Regions from separate parts of the Homo sapiens genome. Here region 1 is linked to region 2. A link is a loop called in an ENCODE intact Hi-C map of the cell type or tissue named here. Cell type or tissue: GM12878. All regions are shown on one strand. Links, peaks and the distances in the headings refer to the core of each region. The heading gives the core; the rest is flanking DNA. Region 1 overlaps LOC107987083 (a long non-coding RNA gene). Region 2 overlaps GNAQ (G protein subunit alpha q).

Region 1 (12,037 bases), core at 2,475-7,474, 540 kb before region 2:
GGCTGTATGGGTCTCTGAGTCATAGCTCCCATGTGTCTAATGACTTTAATGGCCACCAGTAGCTCCTGATGGTCCATGAGATGCACATCACCCACCAGCCTTGACTGGCAGTGGCACCTGGAAGCACGGTGTTGGGAAGTGTCTACAAATGAAGCATTTGTAGGATCCAAGGAAGGAAGTGCTGTGCTTTATAGCAATGGCTGCAGTGCACATGGCATAGGGGACTCACAAGCAGCTGAGTGCTCTGTGTGACCATTCTTTTCTTTCTTTCCTCACAGAATAGTCCCCACCCTGTGACAGGTGAGCTTCAGTTCATCCTAGTCTAATGGCAATTCCTATTTTCTTCCCCAACAAAACTAGTCCCCACACCGTCTCTGCTTCTGCTGCTGGGTATCTGAATGTCATCTGCTCATATTGAGGAGGAAAGGATGAAGCCCCGGAGAGGCATCGGCAGGTGGAATCCCACATTCCTCCTGACATCTGATTGAAGCACAAGTAAAACAAGCCTAATGCTGTCCTCACCAAGTTCTAAAGATGACAAACTGTACTATATACACAACCCTTGAATCAGAACTTGAGATAAATCGATTTGGAAACTTTGTACCTGAAAAATTGTCTCAACCTAAGAGCACCAGTATGTCTGCATCATTTTTAGTATCTATTTTTACAAACCACTTTTCAGAGGCACTATAGCAATAAGTCTAAAGTGTTCCATTTCCAAATCTGAGCATTTTTATGCAAACTTTTCATCTTCCTGGGGCATACGAGTCCAAGAAAAGCATTTCATTTATTGAAAGGTCTGCATTGCAAAGCTTTGCCCTGCTAGAATGCAGGCTCTATGACAGTGGGACTTTTGCCTGGTCTGTTCATTCAGTATCCTCAGCACCTAAGCCACTGCCTTATCTAAAGCGTTCCATAACTACTTTTCAGATTAATGTCACAGGATGTCCATTCCTCCTGTGCTATGTGATGTGTCCTCTACCACTTTCCCCTTGAAAATTAAGGTCTTGATGGAGCATCCTTTGACATCAGTGGCATGCCCCAGATGAGAAACAGGGCTATGTAGAAGGCAGGCAGGTTGAGTCAAAGCCATCTATTCAGTGTTAGGTGAAAGACTCAGGAGACAGAGCATGCAGCACAGGCACTGGTTATAGGTCCATAGGAACAGCTTTCTTCATAAGGAGCCATGCTGTGCCAGGAAGTCACTTAATAACAGCAAACACTTATATAAGTGCCAGGCCCGGTTGAAAGTGCTTTATTTACATTACCTGGCTTAATCCTCACAACAAGTCTATCAGGGAGATGCTGTTACTGTCACATCCTTTAACAGATAAGAAAACCGAGGCACCAAGTTAAATCGGCTGCTTGACGACTATCACACACACAGCAGCAGAACCTAGTCTACAAAACTGTAGACACAGAACCTAGATTCCTGGCACCCTGGTTTAAGTATCTGTGTGCATGACGTCTTCATCACAAGGTGGCCACTTTGGCTTCCGGGACCTCAGCCTTCTCTTTGTCAAAGCCAGGAGAAAGCGGGGTAGGATGATCGATCAATGGCTTTCCAACCATCTCAGCTCTAGCACTGTTTTTCAAAATAAATCTTACATGACCGACCAAATTCATAAAAACACAAAAGAGGAAGGTGGTTTACCAGGGGTTTGGGATGGAAGGGTCGAACGGGGAGTGGTTATTCAAAGGGTATAGAGTTTGTTTTGCAAGTGGAATAGTTCTAGAGATCTGTTTCACAGCAATGTGAATATGCTTTACTGAACTGTACAACTAAAAGTGGTTAAGATGGTAAATTTTACCTTCTATGTTCTTTATCACAAGAAAAAGAAGAAATTTTACCTGGCAGCTCGATAAGAAAAACAGGGGCAGGGCTGCCTGATTTAGCGCAAGCAGGGGCCCAAGATCCTAGCCTCTTGGCTTTTCCCAGATCCTTTCACCACCTCCACAAGAGCAGCCCCTAAGGCGGTTCCTCAGAGTACACGTTTAAAACCACAACACAGGACAACCTCTAAATTCTTTTTATGGTGATTCCAAAGCCTCAGATCAGATCATGCCTTCAAAAATCTCAATCTCAAAAACCCGCGGGGCCCCTCCATGCATAGATCATTTATAACTCCCCATCATGGTTCTTGAGATCTTCCACAATGTGGCCCCAGCTTAAGTGACCCCCTGAATCCTCCACTCCAGTCACATCTGACTCCACTCTTCGGCTTACTGGGTCAGGCACTGGCACGCCAGACATCACGATGTCCAATTTCCTGCTCCCGTTGCCTGCTAAATCCCATTTCCCTAGACTCTCCTATTCCCCTGTACTCAGAAATTATCACAACTGTCTCTTGAGCCTCTGTTCATTGCCTGTCTCATCCTCATTTGTGAAACAAAGGTGGTGCACTCAACTGGTACCCCAGCTCCAAAGGCTCTTTTGATTCCTACCTTAGCTATGGGTGAGACTTGATCTTCATCTCACTGTCACTCTGACAAGCTGCCCAATTCCCCTACCCTCTGTCTGTCCTGAGGGTTTTACAAGTACCCGGGACTCTCGGATGGAAGAGTTGGTGGGGAACAGTTGGGAAGAGACTCAGGTACAGAGGAGCTGTTGGTGATACCTCCTGCCATGGTTCTGACCCCAAGGAACAGGGAGAAAGTGGATACTAGGGAAGACAACCTCAGCCATGATCAGCCTGTAGGAAGGAGCACCACAGAAGGTAAATGGGAACACAGAGTCTCATTTTGTTGCCCAGGCTGGAGTGCAATGGTGCAAACTCGGCTCACTGCAACCTGCCTCCCAGGTTCAAGCGATTCTCCTGCCTCAGCCTCCCAAGTAGCTGGGATTACAGGGCATCACCGCACTAATTTTTGTAATTTTAGTAGAGTTGGGGTTTCACCATGTTGCCCATGCGGGTCTCAAACTCCTGGCCTCAAGCAATCTGCCTGCCCCGGCTTTCCAAAGTGCTGGGATTACAGGCATGAGCCACTGTGCCCTGGCACACGTTTTTAAGAAATAATCCTGACTAAAGCACAGAACAATTCTTATCTTTGTCTGTGAAGCTCCTTGCATCTTCCTGGAGTCCTGCAGTGACTGATGTTTCCATCATGTGTTCGCTCCACCAGCAGCCACAGTTGCCTGCCACTCACTACAGCACCCCCATCGCATACTCTGACCCAGCCCACGTAGAGTTGGCCGGAAGAGGGTACAGAATAGGAAAATAAGGCATCTGAAAGGGAAATGCATGCTTCCTAGTTTAGATCTGCATCAACTCCTTTGCCCAATACAGGAAATTATTTGGCTACCCAAACACAGTAACCCATTTCTCTTTGTTTGGGAACATGGTGATTATATACACAGGAGAGGGAGTAAATAAGATAAAGGACATAATGTGAGCTAGATTTTTCATTTGGTGAGCAGAATGAAAATCATTTGAACATATCCCTATGGAAAAAATAATCAATTTTTCATAGACTTGCTATAGGTTTCATAAAATATATTGCACACATATTTTTAAAGTAAGAAAGTGGCTTTTTAATGATACTTAAAATATACAACATGGCAAGATTTAAAATGTGTTGGAGGCTTGAAGTTTGGTACTGCCTGCTAAAATATAGATGATATGGATAAGCCTGTCTTCTTGGGATAAATGTGAGAACTAGTTTATCTTATTATAAAGCTAATAGGAAGGAACTTGGTATTCAGGCAGTTGAGTAATTGGTATAAATCCTCCCAAGATAGTACATCCCCTAAACTTCTACCATTTAGCGGTTGCCTATTGGTCTGTGTGCATTAAATAACTACTCTTAACCCAGAGGCTAGCAAAATATTGTTCACGTAGAAAAAGTCAACCAAAAGCGGAGTAAGCATGGTCGCCACCAATAGAAGTATGAACACCACTCGTTCAACAGATACTTCCCAAGCAGTGCTCTAGGGCGAGAATATAGACACACAATCAAGGTGGTCTGGGTTTTCAATCCCTCTTCCAGGCAGACTAGCTCAGCTTTTATGAGCAACTGGCTCGATTTTCTACAGCGATGGGCAAGCTTTTCACAGGAACACATCTCCATTGAAAGTGAAAGTAGTGAAAGTCCATGCCCCATAGCTTTGTCCAGCCTCTTACAAGCATTTAACGCAGATCTACAGGGCACAGGTAAGAACATAGAGGACAAACGCAACTGGAGAAACAGACATCTTCAAAGCCACTGCTGGTGGGTCGTCAGGGCCCTCCCTGTCCACAGAGCACAGGCTGCCCATTTGTCACAGTTATAAAAATATCAAGGTTTTTTCTCCACTCTCTGCCAAATAGGGATGTGCCTGGCATGTAAATAGCACTTCGTATATATGAATGAATGGGTGGATTAAAGAGAGAGACAATAAAGATTTTTAAAATGTACTTGCAGCAGATCCAATAGATGAAGAGCCAAGTTTACCAGAAAAATCACTCAGGTTTGCTATTCTTTGTTACACAATAAGTTAAATACTATTTCACTCTTTTGTGTCTAGCACCTTGCTTCAAGGAGCTATGATGACATTAAACATCACTGACTTCAGAGAATTTAGAGTCTAGCTGAGAAGACAAGTAACATGCCAAACTTATGATACCAAAGGTCAAAGAATGAGGAGTTTGCAGAAGGAAAGGTCACTTCGGACCAAGTTGGCTGAGAGGACTTCTGGGAGCCTTAAGAAGGACTTTAACAAGGGCATGGAAATATGGTAGGCTTTGAGTTACTAAAGGGTCACAGGCGGCATTTCACAGAGGTAGAAAAACAGAAACTAAGAGAAGCAGAAATAAGCATAGAGTTGGCCCGATAGCAATGACAGACCGCACCTGTCCTAATCCAGAGCTGTAGGAAATAGAGCTCTTATAGGGTGGGACCTTCAAGTGGAAGAAAGGATAACAAGCTGCCTGTGAAGTTGATTTGTTACATCGGGGAGGCATTCTAGGATCTTGAGTATGAGCGACAGGGAGTTCCTTCAGCATGATGAGAATTCACTGTAGGATTCCTTTCAAAAGCATGCTCCCCCTGACATTGAGTTAATGATTTCATTTGCACTCAGCTTTTCAATATCCCATCTCAGTCGTTCCCAATTTATGGACCACAGAGTTATGGCAGAGGTCTCTGAAGTCATATAAGCACTGCCTAGAGAGCAAGGAAGAACTCGCTCCCATACAGTGCCACTATTTTGTTCCAATAGACGTAGATACTGTGTGAGACATAAAATGCAAATGCATTCAAAAGCAACAGTAACCTGAGTTGCCTCAGGCACAAGCCTATGGCTACATATGAAGTCACTTCATCAATAACCCAAATGTCACTGGCTCCAATCTTCCCTGCTGCTCAAGCAGGACCTCAGCCTCCAGTAAAATGCCCTCTCCGGCATCTCTAGGAGTTCCCAGGGATTTTGCACTCATCCCTGCAAACAATCCCGTCCTCACCAGACAGCCACTGGGTGGCGCTGTGTCTGCACGACTTCATCACACACTCCCAGACCTGGGACCCCAGCTTGGCTAAAGTTACAGGATGGTTTACTTGGCGTAATAGGCAGAAACTCCTCATTCCTCTTCTGAGCTATTACTCCCAAGTAATATTTGTGCTACAATATATTACTGAGGATTTTTTTTTTTTTTAGAAAAATAGCTCCCCCAGTTTTTACTTACAACCCCTCAGCCATAAATGAAAACGGTTTTTCAACATGAATCCAGTGGAGATGGGTCAGGAAGAAAAATACCAGGGACAGATCAATCCCATGCTATGCTCCCAATCGCCCCTCCCATAATCTGCTGTTAAAATTTGCATCCTCTTTCACCTAGCAAATTAAACTAAGTGAGCAAGGAAACAAAGTGTAGGAGGATTTTCACTGCAGATTATTTGCAAGAGTGAAAAACAAGAAACAACAGAAACATCTCCTGGTACAGAAATGGTTAAAATAACTCCAGAATATAGGCAGCTGTTAAGAACAATGAGGTTGGCTTGTAAATATTGCTACAGAAGATCTCTAAGATGCATTGTTAAATGGAACAAGCAAATCAGAAGACATTAGGTTTCGTGTGGCCCAATTTTTTTTTTTTTTTTTTTTTTTTTGAGACGCAGCCTCACTCTGTCACCCAGGCTGGACTGCAGTGGTGAAATCTCAGCTCCCTGCAACCTCCGCCTCCCAGGTTCCAGTGATTCTCCTGCCTCAGCCTCCCAAGTAGCTGGGATTACAGGCACGCACCACCATGCCCAGATAATTTGTGTATTTTTAGTAGAGACGGGGTTACCCCATGTTGACCAGGCTGGTCTCGAACTCCCGACCTCAGGTGATCTGCCCGCCTCGGGCTCCCAAAGTGCTGGGATTACAGGCATGAGCCACTGCACCTGGCCTAGTGTGGCCCCATTTTTAAAAATCGGTGAGGTAGATATACATAGCTACGTGTTCATGTCCAGAACAAAACCTACCGAAGTATTGACAACCTTTCTCCTTTCTTCCCCATCCCTAAAGAGAAGTGTTTCCTTACCACTTGGATCCCTCAAGAAGTGATTTGGGAGATAATAATAACAAGTGTTAGAGTCCTGGACTGGCCAGATGGTTTTACACGTAACAACATGAAAGAGGAGCTAGTGGATGAAGGGTAGCGTCTAGCTAGGAGGTAGAGAAAAAGAGGTACCTAAGAGCGTTTACAAGGAGAGGAAATGGAGATCTTGGAGCAACTGCCACAAGACTCGGCCCAGGGAAGAGAAAGCTGGGTAAAGTAGGGTTTAAGTAAATTTTGCTGTGTCATGCACCGTGTGATCCTTTCAGAGTCCGCAAGTAAATCTATAACAAAGATCTAGAACACCCACAGAGGTCTTGTGATCAGATTTGTGTTTCTTTTGCATGTTTCTGTGCTGCCCATTAAGTGAGAGCAAGAAGCCTAGCTTAACATTGCAAATGGATAAAAAATGCAAGGAAGGCTGGGCGTGGTGGCTCATGCCTGTAATCTCAGCACTTTGGGAGGCTGAGGTGGGTTGATCATCTGAGGTCAAGAGTTCAATATCAGCCTGACCAACATCGTGAATGAAACCCCATTCCTACTAAAAATACAAAATTTGCGGGGCATGGTGGTGCATGCCGCTGATCCCAGCTACTTAGGAGGCTGAGGCAGGAGAATCGCTTGAATCCGGACGGCAAAGGTTGCAGTGAGCCGAGATTGCGCCACTGCACTCCAGCCTGGGCGACAGAGAAAGACTCAGTCTCAAAACAAAACAAAACAAAAAAATGCAAGGAGGGCGGCCTAAGATACTGCCCAAGTGATCACACCTCTGCAAAATTAGGTATAGTGGGCTTTGCTACAATGAACATATATTGCATTTGTAATTTTAATAGGCACAGATTTTACTTACACTCAGGACCAGGAGTAGGGTGGGTGAGATAAATTTAACAAGACCCTCACTCTCAGGGTCTTGCCCACTCAGAGGAGGCATATGACCACCCCTGTAAGGAAGTGCCTCCTCAAATTTTGCACCCTGGCCACCCTGCTTGCTCCATGGTAGTCCTGGCCCTGCCTCCCCTCTTCTTGTGACCTATCACAGTCCTGGATCTCATTTAACTTCAATCTGGGACACCATCCCCTACACACATTATACACAGTACTTTGTCATTTCAAAAACACTTTCATACGCATATTTCACTGGCTATTCACAATAATCTCTGAGGATGACAAGACTGGTATTATAATTTCCATTCTACAGATGAAAGACCAGAAATCCCAAGGTCACACTGCTGGCAAGTGGCATCAAACTCAGCCCAGTTCAGCTGACTCCAATGCCTCTATCTCCTAGAGTTTTCTGATGCCAGGGACAAAACATAAAAAATAAAACTTATATTCTCTTATGTGTCTGAATGGGTGAATCTCTGAAGTGAAACAAGCCCAAAACCCAAATATTCACCTCTCCCATCAAATAAGGACCTGCATCTTCCCTCCCCACCCTCCCCTTGGAAACTATAGGATACAGAAGCCCACAGGTGATAAAGTTCTAGCCCCAACGGCTGCCTCACTAGGTAGGCTAGGTAGGCGCAGCCCCTCTGAATTTTTAATTAACTGCAGCCTTTCTAGGGGGCTTACTAAGCAGGGCCTGGCGGCTGAATGGCACCAGGTGTGAACCACAGGAACTCTTTGGGAGTTGGGGTGGGGCATCTGCCCAGGAGACATTAGTCTAAGAGAATCTCCTAGAGTCAGACAATCCCAGCAGGAACTCATGCAGCTAATTGCGGTCAGCATCTCTAGCTTTTCCCCTGGAATGACAGCAAAGAAATACTGTAGCAGCTAGCCCAGAGTCAGCCAGGTGGCCTGCTGCCCAGCAGTTTGCTTAGGGAGTTATCAGACCCTGAAGTACCCTGTGTCCATCCCGCTATGTTTTAGGGTATTAGCAAGATCCCAACATTGCATTTCATAAAAGTGAATATCCCTCCCCCTGCCCTCTGCAGAGTTTATTTTGGTTGTAAAAGAATACATGCTTATTCTCATAGATTTGGAAACTATTGAAAATTATATAGAAAATACTTAACCAAAAATACTACACAGAAATAATTGCTGTTAATTTATCAGTGTGTTATCGTCTATGTTTTGCTTTTCACTAAATAGGATTCACACTACATATTTCGGTTTTTAGTTTAGATTCATGGGGTACATGTGCAGGTTTGTTATGTGGGTATATTGCATGAGACTGAGGTTTGGGCTTCTAATGATCTTGTTGCCCAGGCAGTGAGCATAATACCAGCTGGTACTTTTTTAGAAACTGAAATTGAAATATTAAATCAGCAAAACACTCAATTTCCAATTTTTTTTTCTTAAAATCTAAATCATGCTTGGCAGAATTCATCCTGTTCTTGTTTACCTGATTCCCTAAAAAGAGTACAGATCCCTTTCCCTCTAGCCTGGTTCTTAGGTACACTATTTTTTATTGTATTTTATTTATTTAGTTATTAGACAAGCCTCTGCCTCCCTCTTCTGTTGAAAAGGGGAATAACTTGCAGCCAACACAAATTCTAAATTTGAGAAAACATTAAAACGAAACTCTATCCTGGGATGTTTATATAAGCTGTGCAAAGTGGCCGTAAAGAGGGTCTGGTATTACAGTACTATCCATATAACACTCAAATTAATACTTCCCAGAAAAAGTAAACTTTAAATCAGATAAGATCAGATCAGGATAAATTGTACACCCACCTGAGTAGCTGAACAAAATCAATGAAGTGATTCTTTGGTCACTGGACTAAGAGATTCAAGATTGATTTTTCCCCCTTTTAGTAAAATATGAAACTCCCTTGTAACTTGAAGTATTATTGGAGTCCTGTATCTTATGAGGATTTATGTGGCAAAGGCATAGCAATTTATCTAAAAACTTTCTTTCAACAGCTATACAGATGGCTGAATTTGCATGATCTCATCAGGCAGTGATTTCTAAAAGCATTAACCTCAGAAATAGGGGGGAAGAAAAGGTTTCCTGCTAAGTACCAGGGTTCTCAATCACAAAATTAAGTATTCCTTTGCAAACTCAGTTATATCCTAATCAGTTATGACCTCTTGCAATATTCAGTGGTCTGCAGGGAATTTTGAGTTTCTAAGGGGCTTTCTGCTGTCCTGGAAGCACTCTGTAATAAGATTGCTTTATAGGAAGTTTTTCTTTTTGACAGAGCTGCTTATGCACCGTGGAGTATTGTTGTAAAGACTTAGCCTGGCTCATCTTATCCATGAGTGGTTGCTGCCTTCGGATCATCTGATGTGTATACTGTGCTTCTCCTCTTACTGAGGGTTGCCAATATTAAGCACTGACCTTGTATTAGGCCCTCTGCATATATGTGCATGCTAACAATTAAACATCATTATCCTCATTTCTGAGGTAAATAAACCGAGGATTAAATGTAACTTACCTGAGATGGTGATCGTTCACAAGGCAGTGCTGAGAAGCAGACCCAGACAGTGAGAAGGAGAAGAGAAAAAAAAAAAAAAAAAAAAGTCTGTGCTCTTTTTAAAAGAGGAGTAGAGGAGCTCTACTCCTCTTTTAAAGGCTCTCCCTCACCTGGCAGGAAGGCACACCTGAGACCACTCCTTCCGTGGTGATGAGAATCACCTGCGAAGCTTGCTCAGCACAGCTTCCCACCCCCACCCCTCTCCCTCGCCCCAGAGATTCTGAATCAGTGGGTCTACACTGGGCCCAGAAATTGTCTTGTTAACAAATGATCCAGGTGATACTTATCATCAGGCAACTGTGGGAATGGTCTTAGACCACGAGTCACCAGCGTAAAGGGCTAGAGAGTATTTTTCTGTTGTCAGAGAGTTGAGTTCAGTACTCAACCTGGTAGTAGTGCCACACGAGCAGCCAGAGATCATTTGCAAATGAATAGGCATGATTGTTATCCAATATTTTACTTATAAAAACAGGTGGCTCCCAGGCGCAGTGGCTCACGCCTGTAATCCCAACACTTTGGGAGGCCGAGGCAGGCGGATCACGAGGTCAGGAGATTGAGACCATCCTGGCTAACATGGTGAAACTTCGTCTCTACTAAAAGTACAAAAATTAGCTGAGTGTGGTGGCACACGCCTGTAATCCCAGCTACTCAGGAGGCTGAGGCAGGAGAATCGCTTGAACCAGGGAGTCAGAGGCTGCAGTGAGCCGAGGTCACACTGCACACCAGCCTGGTGACAGAGTGAGGCAAGACTCCGTCTAAAAAAAAAAAAAAAAAAAAAACACCAGGTGGCTGGCTGTAGTTTGCTGACCCCTATCTTAGACCATTCATAATACCTTTTTAATACCATTTTTTTTTTGAGACAGAGTTTTGCTCTTGTTGCCCAGGCTGGAGTGCAGTGGTACAATCTCAGCTCACTGCAACCTTTGCCTCCCGGGTTCAAGCGATTCTCCTGTCTCAGCCTCCCAAGTAGCTGGGATTATAGGCGCCCGCAACCATGCCTGGCTAATTTTATATACATATATATATATATTTAGTAGAGGAGGGGTTTCACCACGTTAGCTGGGCTAGTTTCAAACTCCCGACTTCAGGTGATCTGTCCGCCTCGGCCTCCCAAAGTGCTAGGATTACAGGCATGAGCCACCACGCCCGGCCCATAATACCATTTTTAAAAAGCCTTTAATGCTCACTAGTGGTCAACTCACTAAGGTTGTGTCTTAACAGGCAACTGACTTACAAGGGCATCTTCCAAACGCCATGAAACATCACTCATGTTGAAGGATAAAGTCAGAGCTATATCTTCCCTCCCTCTTCAAGAAGCAGCACTTTTAATGTCAGATGGAGGTTGCTGATCTCCTCTGTCTACATAACTACAAGACACAGGGAGAAGACTTGGTAGGTCCAGCACAGACAGGTAAGCAAAGCTTGCAACTTGTCATATTGGTGAATGTGTTAGGCAGAATTCTAAGATGGCCTCCAAGATTGGCATATCCCGGTGTAGACACACTTCTTCAAATTATTTAACCACACTGATTTAGGTGCTACTCTGAAAGGATTTTACAGATGTAATTAAGGTCCCAAATCAGTTGACCTTAAGGTAGAGCAATTATCCTCATAGGCTTGATGGAATCAACGGAGCCCTTGAAACCTGAGTTAGGGGTCAGAGACAGGCCAGTCAGAGAGAATCACAGTGGAAGGAGGGGCCAAAGTAGAGGGGAGAGTGTCCATTGCTGGCTTAGAGATGAAGGGGTCTGTGGGGCAAGGAAGGTGGGTGGCTTCTAGGAACTGAGAGCACCCCAGCTGACAGCCAGCAAGAAACGGCTTCTAGTCCTGCAACCATAAGGAAATGAGTTCTGCCAACAGCTACTGAGCTTGGAAGAAGATTCCAAGCCCCAGATGAGATCCAGAGCCCTGGCCAATACCTTGACATCAGCCCAGTGAGTCACGGAGCACAGCAGAAAATTCAGCCACACCATGCCTATTCTTCTGACCTATAAAAATTGTGAGCTCATAAATTTTTATTGCAGTAAACTGCTACATTTCTGATACATAGCAACGGAAAACTAATACAGAGAGGCCTAGAGCTTTGATGTCTGAATTACTGCT
Region 2 (12,037 bases), core at 4,489-9,488:
ATTTCTAAAACTCATACTATTTATTGGTACACAATACCCAATTTCTAGCTGTATGATTACATATTTAAAACATTTTTTCTCTATGTTAAAAAAAACCCACCATTTTCCATGTGGTTTTAATTTTATCAGACTGTGGGAATTTTGGAAACTGTCTTTGCCTACATGTTGGAAGAAAATATTTTTTCCAGAATAGCCAAGTCTTTCATACTTTAACTATTGGATCAGCTTCTTCTTGTGTAGGGTGTGTATTTCTACGAAAGAAAGGGTGGCAACTGTAAGATTTACATAAAACAAGTATAAGAATAAAAAAAGGTGTGTATATGACCAGACTAATTTCCTAGAGAGGAAGTGGAGCATGCTTGCTTCCTTGCTCTCCAAGGCCACTCTTATATCATATGCAAGATATTTTACAGGAAAACTTGTCAGTTCTCACTTTATCTTCAGCACAAGCATCTGAACAAATGGAAACTAAACTTTAAGCCTAGGATACATTTGTCTTTTCAAGAATGGTTTAGTGTCTACACATAGCCAAAGGCAAAGATATGAACTGGACAACCCTAGAAAGCAACAAGAAGCTTTTCCCACTTACCCTGGGGACTTGTCATTATCCTAAAGTGACTGAGTGCCAACTTACCAGTTGCTTACTTTGTACTTTGGAGCCACACTGGTACCTGAAACACAGGCATTCAGAACTAGCTAAGGGAGTCCCTTTAGGGAATTCGACTGCCCAAGGGAGAGAGGTGCTACTACCCTTTGGGGAAAGTCTAGCTAGTAGATGATATTTTAAAAACTAAAATAGGCCAGGTGCGGGGTGGCTCACGCCTGTAATCCCAGCACTTTGGGAGGCTGAGGCAGGTGGATCACTTGAGGTCAGGAGTTTGAGACCAGCCTGGCCAACATGGTGAATCCCCGTCTCTACAAAAAAATACAAAAATTAGCCAGGTGTGGTGGTGCATGCCTGTAGTCCCAACTACTTGGGAGCCTGAGGCAGGAGAATTGCTTGAACCCGGGAGGCAGAGGTTGCAGTGAGCCGAGATCGTGCCTTTGCATTCCAGCCTGGGAGATAGAGCGAGAATCCATCTCAATAAAAAATAAAATAAAAATAAAAAATAAAGTGCCTTTCCTTCAGGCCTGCAGTTAGTCTGAGCAGTGTCTTCCTGTGAAATTGAAAAGGCCAACCTGTGAGTGGACGCAGCTTGTGTGTGTCTGGCCAGTGGCCTACAGCTGGGGGTGTAGCTCCCCCCTCTCCTCTTGGATTAGGGCCTTGTGCAGTGAATAATCTGACAACCGTACAACGTAACCACACTAACCCAGCTTCCTTCTCCGAGGCATCGTAGGTTTAAGTGTTCAGATGGACATGTGAATTGCTCCCAGAAGGATTCGCATAGATCCCTGGTATATACACTGGGAAATATGCATTCAGTTAACCTTAATGAGAAGGGGGACAGATGATACTTACTTGTTATAGTTTTGAGTACTACCAAGGTCATGTTTTTAGGGTTTTCTTTGGTGCTTTTCTAAATACACAATTTAATGTTAACTTTATGGATGCTGTGGTTTCTCACCCAGATAAAATATTATGCTGCCATACACTTTGACTCCAAGCATCTCCTTCCTCCATCCTCTTCCAAGTGCACCACATCAGTTTGTTCCCACCCTGTAGTGTAGGAGCTCAGCATAGTACATGTGGCTCTGCAGAGCCGGATATCTACTTTGTATCATAACATTCAAACCAGACCACTTTGTGAATAATTGAAGCAAGAACTTTGTTACTGGACATCTGGATTTAAGGAAAAATACAGTGTCCTTGTAGATGAAACTTAGCCTGGATTTACTTTTTTCATTTTCCAGCTCCCCTCCATTATCAGTTAGCAAGCAGGGAGCAAGTCATTTCCAGTACATTGTGTAGAAGAGTTGTATGTGATGGGTACAGTATGGAGAACATTAAAAAAAGTGTTGGAAAAGCCAAAAAAAAAAAAAGTGCTCTAATCTCTCCAAAGGATGTCTTTGACCTACATGTGCTATATCCTGAGAGTTACCCAGAGCAGAGGCACCTCAGGTGAGAAGAGCACATGACACTGAGCCAGTGGAGGATTCTTCTGCTGGTTAATGCATTATGAGAAGGAGCTGGCGAGGGCAATTACATACAACTAGTTTAGGTCACATGAGACTCTGATAGTCTTAGAAAACTGAAGGCAGGTATATAGATACATAAAAGTGTTCATGAATACTTATTACTTGCAGCTCATCCATTTTCTTTAAAGATTTTCATTTAAGGGTACAATTTCACAAAATCATGAACAGTATTTCTGTGATCAGATAAGATGTATTCTCTATATAGCAGTGTCCATTATATCACGTGGGCATTTTTACAGGCACAGTAATATTAAGGTCAAGATGTTTAGTGATTCTAGCAACAAAACCAAATATTAATACACAGAGTATGAAACAGATAATTCTGTCACATTGAAAGCGTATGTCATCTGGTCCTCAGAATGCTGTCTAGTAGTTTTCCACTGTATTATATTTAACAGAGGCTTTTTATAAATACAGTCATACCAATTAATAATTTTTCCACTTCTGGTGGGTGGCCATCGTAGATACTAGAACACATTATCAATGATATGAATGATGGTTTTAAATTGCATGGGTGGAAATTGATCCTCCTGATTTTGGTGTGGGATACTACTGAATGCCCAGTGTAGACTGCCTTTTAAACTGCATATGGTCCTAATTTTTAAAATCATGCACTCCATCATTAAAAGTTATTTTGGCTTTTCTTAAAATTCTATGTGATGAAAATTTTTAATCCTTTGTGATATAAAACATTTTAATTCTTTTTTAAAAAATGATTAATTTGTGACACATTAATCCAGTGGTCTGGTAGTAAGTTCTGCTTAAGTCACTACTTACTTTTAATGTCTCATAAATAAAAGAAAACCACATAAGATATGTAGTTATAAATGGAAGGAATGTTACTAGCTGTGCTTACATCATGATTCTTTCTCAATCTTATTCACCAATTATGCAAAGGGTTTTAATTGAAATTTTGCTAGTAAGTGTCCATCTTCACTGATGTCAGCTGTTCTTTCAAACTAACTGAAAGATGTTGCATTATTCATGTTTAACAAATGGGTTAAAAACTCCACTGAAACTCTTTCTTTAAAGGACTTTTTCTCAAGTTTTACAAGTTCACACATTGATTGTGTGTGTGTGTGTGTGTGTGTGTGGTATAACACCTTAACAGTGGTTTTGACAGCAAAATCATACCACAATGGAAACATATCCAAATATCCATTTTCAAAATGCTTTTTTTGCAGCACAAGTTTTCTAGCAGTTGCTTTCACACTCATTGTTGAAATGCTCTTTGGCCTTGAAGGGATAGATGAAATATGTTCATACAAAAATATCTGCCAGATAGGCTGCCACTTCAGCCCCTTGTGATGACAACAACAAAAAAGGTCAGCATATTTGGAAGACTAACATTTTGTAAAAGAAAAACGTGTTTTTAAGTTATCTTTAAGTTATTCAGGTCTTTCAAAACATAAGAAACCGCTTGTGTTTTAACAAAGATACTTAGTAACGACTCCTTAGAACTCCTGGTCACCACACAGGGACATCAGACAAGTCCTGGCGCCATTGTTACTCCATGCATTAAATATGACAAAACTTACTATCTTTGTCTTCCTCAGGTTATATGCATAGGTTTTGATATTTTCTCTCTGTGCCCCATGGATGATGTGTGCCCCATACTTCAGATACCAAGGTCTCTACCAGTGTAGACCACTTGGGGGGGCATTAGAAAACCTTGGCCAGGCCAACCACAGTGGCTCACACCTGTAATCCCAGCACTTTGAGAGACCAAGATAGAAGGATGGCTTGAGCATGGGAATTCACGACCAGCCTGGGAATCTAGGGAGATCTTGTCTCAACAAAAAAATTCAGAAATTAGTCAGCCATGGTGGCGCATGCTTGTAGTCCCAGCTACTTGAAAGGCTAAGATGGGAACATCACCTGAACCCTGGAGATCAAGGCTGTAGTGAGCTATGATCGTGCCCTGTACTCACTTCAGCCTGGCAAAAGAGTAAGACCCTGTCTCAAAAAAAGAAAAAAAAAATTGGTCATGTCTCAGACCAATTAAATCACAATGTTCAATGGTGGGATCTAGACATCAGAGTCTTTTTTTTAAGCTCCCCAGGTGATGCTGATGTTCAGCCCAGTTTGAGAAGCACTGATCAGCACTTTCCAAACTTTAATGTGCACACAGATCACCTGGGGATATTGTTAACCTGGAGATCCCTATACAGTGGATCTGTGGAGAGGCCTAGAGGTCTGCATTTCTTATAAGCTCTAAGGCGATGCAGAAGCTGCTTGTGGGTGGACCACTTTGAGTCCAAGAGCTACATCAGCCCTCCCCTCTGTTCTCTGATTCATTCTCTTGGGCTCTCAAGGCTGCGGGTGGGCCACAAAGCTGCAGCTGTGTCGAGAGGAGCTTCAAGCCGCAGTCATTGCTGCTTCATGTCACAGGGAATTTTATTGTGAACACTAAATAACACTTTTCTCATCTGTAAAAGCAGGATAGTAGTCAGATGTGTCCTTGGCTTTTCCACTTTATTTATTGAAGAAAGCAGGGAACATAGTATGGTTTTGGGCTCCTCATTGCAAGATGAGCTTAACACTACTATGGAGAAGCCAGGAATTATTACTTGGCTGCCTCAAAAAATGTTGAATTATAAGGATGTGAAGAAGAACAATAAAAAAGATTATTGATAGCATTGGTGGGAATTTGTTTTTATTTTCAGATCTGTAAGCATTCGTAGCTTTCATGTAAGAATAAAAACCTTCAAATAAAGTAATACTTAGGACTCTAAGGTGTTTCTTATATGTTGGGTTAGTATTCAGCCCCTACTATTGATAACACCATACCTGTGTTAAAATGTCTGAAAAAGTATAATATTATAGCTGCTTCCCCAAGTTCCATGAATGGCCCCAGCAGCTCTTGTCCCACCCCAGGACATCCTGGCCTTTTTGTGATCCAGCACCTAAAAGGCTGATGTGAGGCATGACGAGGAAAGTCCAGGGCCTTGCTCTGTTCTGTTTGGCTGGTGCCCATGCCATACCACTGGTTAAATATTTTAATTTCACTTTAGCCATGTTTGAATGTGTAATCATAAGGGCAAGGTGTCTCAGCCATTATCTAATCCAATATTCCAGTTATAGAAGTCAACCCTTAACATATAAAGGTTAAGAGACTGGTCCTAGACCATAACAGAGGCTCCCCCAGGCCTTCCAACTACTTTTTCTGTCCTGTACTGGTCATTGTATCATCTTTTCCTCAGTCTTGTTAGATCACATTTCAGGACAAATATATAAGAAGGCAAGACAGCTCAGCCCCATTGTAGAAATATTTATTGATCTAACATGAAAATTGTGCTAGACTGCAAGAAATATTAGTCTCTGACCTAAAGTAATTTACTGCATTGTTGGAAATTCTTTATGTACAAAACATGATCAGTTAAATAGCAGTGACAGGCACGATACAGCTTGGTGCCCAACAATTGTGCTGTGAAGACTGTGAATGGCCCAAAAGAAAAAAGTAATTAGGAAAGGCTTAATTACAGGAGGATGGGTAGGATTCTGGAAAGTCTGAGGCCCTACTACATACACATCCATTCTTCACCAGATCTATAGGTTAGCACCTCCTGTGCAGTGTCTACTGGCAACACACTCAGATTGTTTCTGATTAAAATTTTGAATACATTTGTTTGAAATTGTCCATTTTTACAAAAAAAAATTTTAATTGCTATATAATTCATCTATCTTAAATCTGCTATTAATGAATAGAAAATAAAAGAGAAGAACATTTTCATGAAATGATAATTAACCCAGGTAAAGGATTCAGAAGTTTCTGTCTATAACTGCAGTGGTTTGTCACCTCATACCACCATACCAGCTCTGTTTTCACTGCCCCTTCTTTTTTTTTTTTTTTTTTTTTTTTTTTTTTTTTTGAGGAGGAGTCTCACTCTGTCGCCCAGGCTGGAGTGCAGTGGCACGATCTCGGCTCACTGCAAGCTCTGCCTCCCGGGTTCACGCCATTCTCCTGCCTCAGCCTCCCAAGTAGCTGGGACTACAGGTGCCTGCCACCATGCCCGGCTAATTTTTTGTATTTTTAGTAGAGACGGGGTTTGTTTTCTTTCTCCTGCCTTAGGTTAAAAGAGATGAATTTCTTCCTCTAACTCATATATTTTTTAACAAGAGATTGGTTTAATAAAAAATGTTGATGCTCTAGAAAGATTGATATTTCTACCAACAAGTAAAGGGAATTTTTAAATATTTAAAATGTATGTAAGTGGTGCCCCTAGAAATGAGAGAGAAGAATGAAGCGGTCATTATATACTATCCAGTACACTCCTTGTTTGCAAACACAGAAGAGGTTAGTAAGAGGTTATCTTTGCTCTGAAAGGCAGTTTCTGTATAGGTTCCTCCGAGTGAAGATCAGAATGTTATCAGACACTGGCTGTAGCTCAGATGACACAGTAAAAAGGAAGTAGGGGCTAAATTTAGAAATTACATGAAAGCGTTTCAAAAATAAATATATAGCTAAGAACACATAAAAGAGGCAATATGCATTTTTATCTCCTTGAAAAAGCAATGCAAGTTGCTCAGTTTTTTTTTTTTTTTTTTAGTTATTTAAACATGGATTTGGTTTGATTTCATGACCATTGCTACATCACCAATCACTTTAGCTTTTCATGGGAAGCTCATCAGAATTCAAGCAGAAGAGCATGCGTGGATATGCTGTCTGGTAAAGTCTTCACGCACATGTATTTCCATATCTTAGACAAGGTTTTATTCAGGTTGTGGTCTTTGCCTGTTTTAAAAACTCAACATTGAGATTAATGCAATATAATGAAATTCGGCCTTTTCTAGAGAGAAAAAAAAACCTTTTCTATGTCACTTTAAGTCAACATGCTTCCAGTTGCAAAACAGTTATGGCTATAAAATAATCACTATAATTATTACATGTAACCCATATCTTGAGAATTTAAAATGGCATTTTCTTAAGATATAAAACTGATAGTGCTACAGCATGTTGGTAAGAACCGTAGAAATGATTGTTTTTGTAACAGATCCCCAAAGATCTTACACCCAAAAGCGTTGTTTTACTGAATACAAAAAAAGGGTTGTGTAAGGACATTTCACTATCATTCCTCCTGAGTCATATCTGAAGTACAAACCAAGGATTGTTTCTGTTTACTGACCCGTTAATGTGTGCCTATTACTATACTGTTTTGTATATATTATTACATTTAAACTTTATAACGGTGCTGTGACATAGTTATCATTACCTCATTGGAGGGATAAGGAAATTGAGGCTTGGAGAGATCCCAAAGCAAGTAAATGGGAACATGGTTTGATTCAATGTGTTTGACTCCAAAGCCGTAGGCCCTTATAACACTGTGCATATGACCACCCCTGACAACCCAAACCATGTGGTACCATTTGGCACTTAAGGCGTGCCTCAGTTCCCTTGTTTAGACTTGTGTGTGTTGGAACTCATAACACAAGCATCTAGGGCATAAATTAAAGGGATAATGGGGAAAGAACATCAGAAGATCCCAGGTGCACGTTTTTTAATGGATTCTAGCCAGGAAGCTGAGAAAATGCCCACTGGTAGGAGTCAGATTCAACATAATTCTCAGTTCTGTGGAGAGTTCACAAGCTTCCTTATCACACAAAGCACACAACAAGGACACCAGCGTTATGGGGAGTTGGGCCTGGGGGTAGGGTGCAAACTCAGATTATTTCAGGGTCAGGCAGGTAATGAGAAGCTGGCCAGGTTCTATTCTTTGCCATAGCATTGTTTGTTTTTGCATTATAGAACACAGAATATTTTTCACTTTCATAAAAATATATGTACTCTCTCATTATTCTTGACAATAGTGGGAAGCTATTGGCAGCCTTCTTAGCTACAGCCTGTTGTCCTCTTGGAATATGGATGCAGTGTTGCTGGGACTTCTAATTTGTCAAGAGAATTAGGACATCTGTTTTTGGGGTGTGTTTTTTGTTTTTGTTGTTTTTAATGCTAAAGCTCTTAATTTTAGATATTGACCCCTTTATAAAATTTTGCTGTATCAGGTAGATGTGCAGACTGTTATCTCACATTTAGGCCTCTTATATCTAACCCAAGTCTTCCCCATGCATAGGTTGATCATAAGTCCTAGTTTGCCTGAGATACTTGTGTTTGCACCTGTTGTCCCAGCCTCCCGCCTGTTTAGCATTTATTCCAGTTTTTTTATTTTTTTAATGAAGCATTCTTATTAATAGCTGCATTAAAATAATCCAGGATGTTTTTAACAGACATTCACTTTGTATTTCTAGATTCTGCCTTTGCAGTTAAACAGACTTCTCACTTTACACTTGGTTGAGTCTGATATCCCTTCCCAGATGCATTGTTAACTGCATCTCTCTTTCAAAGACAGCGTGTGGGCATTCCTGCTAATATGGAGTAAGCTGGGACAAAAGTGACTAGGGGCAGCCAAACTCTTCCAGTCTGAAAGATGGTGGAGAAGCATGTGGTGCTGCTGCCTTTACCGTCTGCTTGAATCAGCTAGTCATGCTATGGTCTGGCGTGTAGGCTGCCAGGTCCACGAAGACACCACACTTCTGTGAGTAGGGTCAGTGGGCAGTTGCTAGGTGTATGTGAAATGTGTGTGGAAAATGAAGGCTGAAGCAGTCTTACTGTGGAGGTATGAAAGATTTTGCTTTATCATTTATTGTTTGGTATAAATCTGTTGTATTGTTTGATAATGCTTTTATTTTGCAGCAGATCTTTTTGGCCATAATAAGTTTTTTTAGAAACTTGAAAATGCATGTTTAACAAAAAATTAAGTACTGTATTTTTGTTTCTAAAGAAAGTTGATAATGTGTAATTCATATAAAATTATTTATCAGTACTTAACATTCACCATTGTAGCCATGAATATAATCAACCACACAAAATACGAAAGACACAAATCTTCTGCTTCAAGAGTTCGCTGTTATTTTCAGAAGACTGTGCCCAAAGATGACATTTTAGCATGTGCAGCAGCAGAGAATGCATTTTTATATCACTCTGTGAAGCATGACTTTTTGTTTAGATCAAATGACTTTCTTTCCGAGTTAATTTAGCTCATTTTTATTCCAGGTTTTCTTATGCATGTACAAAAAAATGAAGCAATAGCAATTAATCTGTTAATTCTCTTAGCAGAAGAAAAACTTTGCAGGTAATTGATGGTTTGTTTTTTCTTCATTAATTCATGGAATCGAGATGAAGCTTTTAGAAGTTCATGCTGATAAAGTGAAATATCCAACATGGTTTTGATTGCTACAGTAAATGCTTTTGCTTCTTTAAAAAATTTTAAAAGTCATTGTTCAAAGTAATGTATTTTGTGGTAATGATACGAGTATAATTTTTCATGGAGCATAGTGTCATGGTAAAATACTGTATGTATTAAATTAATAAACTAGTGGACCAGAAATATTCTTAGAATAGTTATGGCTCACACATAAATCACAGTTGTATCCAAACAAGCTGCAATAATCTATTTATGAGTTTCATCTCCTAAACATATTTGTGAAATAATACTATTCTGAACTAATACCGAAAGATAGTTCTATGAAAATATTTGAACTGAGATATTTATGTCTTTCCATTTGAAAAACATAATAGAGTGAGATTACTTACCATTCAGCAGACCTTGTTCTAAGCTTACCAAGTATCTGAACCAACAAGAGAGGCCGTTTCTGAATTAAAACTATTAAGGTCTACCAAGAAGAGCATGGTTGAAAATGTTAACAGTTTCAAATTTATTGACCTAAAATAGTTAAGGCAATTTTTAAGAATGTTACAAACAATTCTATGAAATAGTTAAATACATAATATGTCAATATTGAAAAAATATAGTTCTCTGAAGGATGTTAGGGACATGATGTTAGAAAGAGATATGGCTAAGAACATGACTAAAGTACATGAAGGTACCAAGAAAAGTATTTCTGCTCATTTTTTACTTTAAAATCTACATTGATTTATCAAAAGTTTATATTTTAGGAAGATTTTATATTTTGAAAAATTTTTTAATGTGCACACTTCCTTGAATAATATCAATGTAATAAAATAGATTTGCTGGTCAATAAATACTTTAAAGACATACAACATTGATATGGTTTGGCTCTGTGTCCCCACCCAAACCTCATCTTAAATTGTAATCCCCACTTGTTGGGGGAAGGGCCTCATGGGAGGTGATTGAATCGTGGGGACAGATTTCCCCTTTGCTGTTCTCATGATAGTGAGTGAGTTCTCATGAGATCTGATCGTTTAAAAGTGTGTGGCACCTCCCGCTTCTCTGTCTCTCCTGCTCTACCACGGTAAGACGTGCTTGCTTCCCCTTCACCTTCCACCATGATTGTAAGTTTCCTGAGGCCTCCCATTCATGCTTCCTATACAGCCTGCAGAACCGTGAGTCAGTTAACCTCTTTTCTTCATAAATTATCCAGTCTCAGGTAGTTCTTTATAGCAGTGTGAGAACAGGTTAATACAAACATTAACTGTTTTGGTAGCCTTTTTAATACTCAAAAGTGTTAGTAGACTATAACTATATTATTATACTCTCAGTGGAAAGTTAACAGTTTCTCAGCAGTGGTCCAGGTAACTTTTTACACTTCTTATCTATAATATTTTCAAAATTTGGGTCTTTATTTAAAGTGACAAATTATATAACTTACTACAAAAAAACCAGGCCTTGTAGGATGTGAGTTATTTTCCTTCCCTTCTTCCTACTTAAATTCTAGGCCAGGCGTGGTGGCTCACGCCTGTAATCCCAGCACTTTGGGAGGCTGAGATGGGCAGATCATGAGGTCAGGAGATTGAGACCATCCTGGCTAACACGGTGAAACCCCATCTCTACTAAAAATACAAAAAATTAGCCGGGCGTTGTGGCAGACGCCTGTAGTCCCAGCTACTCAGGAGGCTGAGGCAGGAGAATGGCATGAACCCGGGAGGCGGAGCTTGCAGTGAGCCGAGATTTGCCACTGCACTCCAGCCTGCCAGCCTGGGTGACAGACCAAGACTCCTTCTCAAAGAAAAAAAAAAAAACAACTTCTAAATGCTTCATTACCGTTTTTCATAGGATAAAGAGGTATTGTTTTTGTTTCTTTATTTTTATTAATGGAACAGTTTCTGGCTCTGTTAAAGGGGCATTTAAGCAAGGTATTCTAAAAGCTCTATTCCTTCCCCAAGATTCTAGGAAAGTGAGCCTTTTACTTTCAGTTTTTCCTAACACAATTTCTTGAATGTCTGAAGCTTCAGTGGTCAGATTTCACATGGGATGTTCCAGAAAGATGATATTCCCTATGTAAGACTCTGAAATTCTTGGGAGCATTTGGGCCTTTTTTTTTTTTTTTTAATCAAAAAGCTTGTTCTTTTTATTTTTTCGCCTGTCTGAATTCTACCAACTGAACAGGGAAATCTTCTTTATCTGTTTTTCCTGTTGTCAAATAAAATAAAATTCCAAACCAGCAGCAACATACTCCTCTGGTTAATGAGATTGTAGGAGCACAGACATTACAAAGGACTAAAATGATTAGGCTTTTTCTGAGGTATAATATCAGGAAATGAACCACATAACATTATGTGATCTCAGAAATGAAGATGATATGAATCTATAAAGCAGGCATTTACCTATTATGCCAGGGTGGGGAGAAATCAGTCAATGAGTTGTTTTGTTGGTATAAAATCAACCTACAGTTGGTTGTTAGGGGTCTCAGTCTCTAGTCAGTGTTTTCAAAACATGATTTAATTCACCAACAGTCTCGTCAACAGATCTGGAGGCAAAAAAAGCTTCCATGGTCAAACAAGTTTGGAAAATTCAATAATATCCCCAATGCTAGGCTCATGGATTTATAGCACCTTTCTAGGTAAGGGCCATTGCCTTTTTATAACTTCTGTGTTCTGCAGCACAGACCTCTGTTTGACTATTTATAACCATTATTCTCCCCA

Evidence for each region. A loop is a pair of places that touch in the nucleus more often than their neighbours do. Peaks named below come from ENCODE experiments on the same cell type or tissue, not always from the same donor. Only the 100,000 strongest peaks of a DNase experiment are listed, where the experiment ranks them.
Region 1: a loop joins it to region 2, with 5 times the contacts of the local background. A loop is called at or near these places in 1 of 110 quality-filtered maps.

Annotation. Positions count from the first base shown.
Region 1 is chr9:78,363,235-78,375,271 of GRCh38, reverse strand. The region is part of intron 1 of LOC107987083 (a long non-coding RNA gene); the gene reads right to left. Among named protein-coding and RNA genes, the nearest start is that of PSAT1, 72 kb to the right of the region's middle. In GM12878, for the core only: a CTCF peak has its summit at 5,450 (motif pointing right); no DNase peak of the experiment used is centred there.
Region 2 is chr9:77,822,031-77,834,067 of GRCh38, reverse strand. The region is part of intron 2 of GNAQ (G protein subunit alpha q); the gene reads left to right. Among named protein-coding and RNA genes, the nearest start is that of GNA14, 180 kb to the right of the region's middle. In GM12878, for the core only: no CTCF peak of the experiment used is centred there; a DNase peak (open chromatin) is centred at 6,487.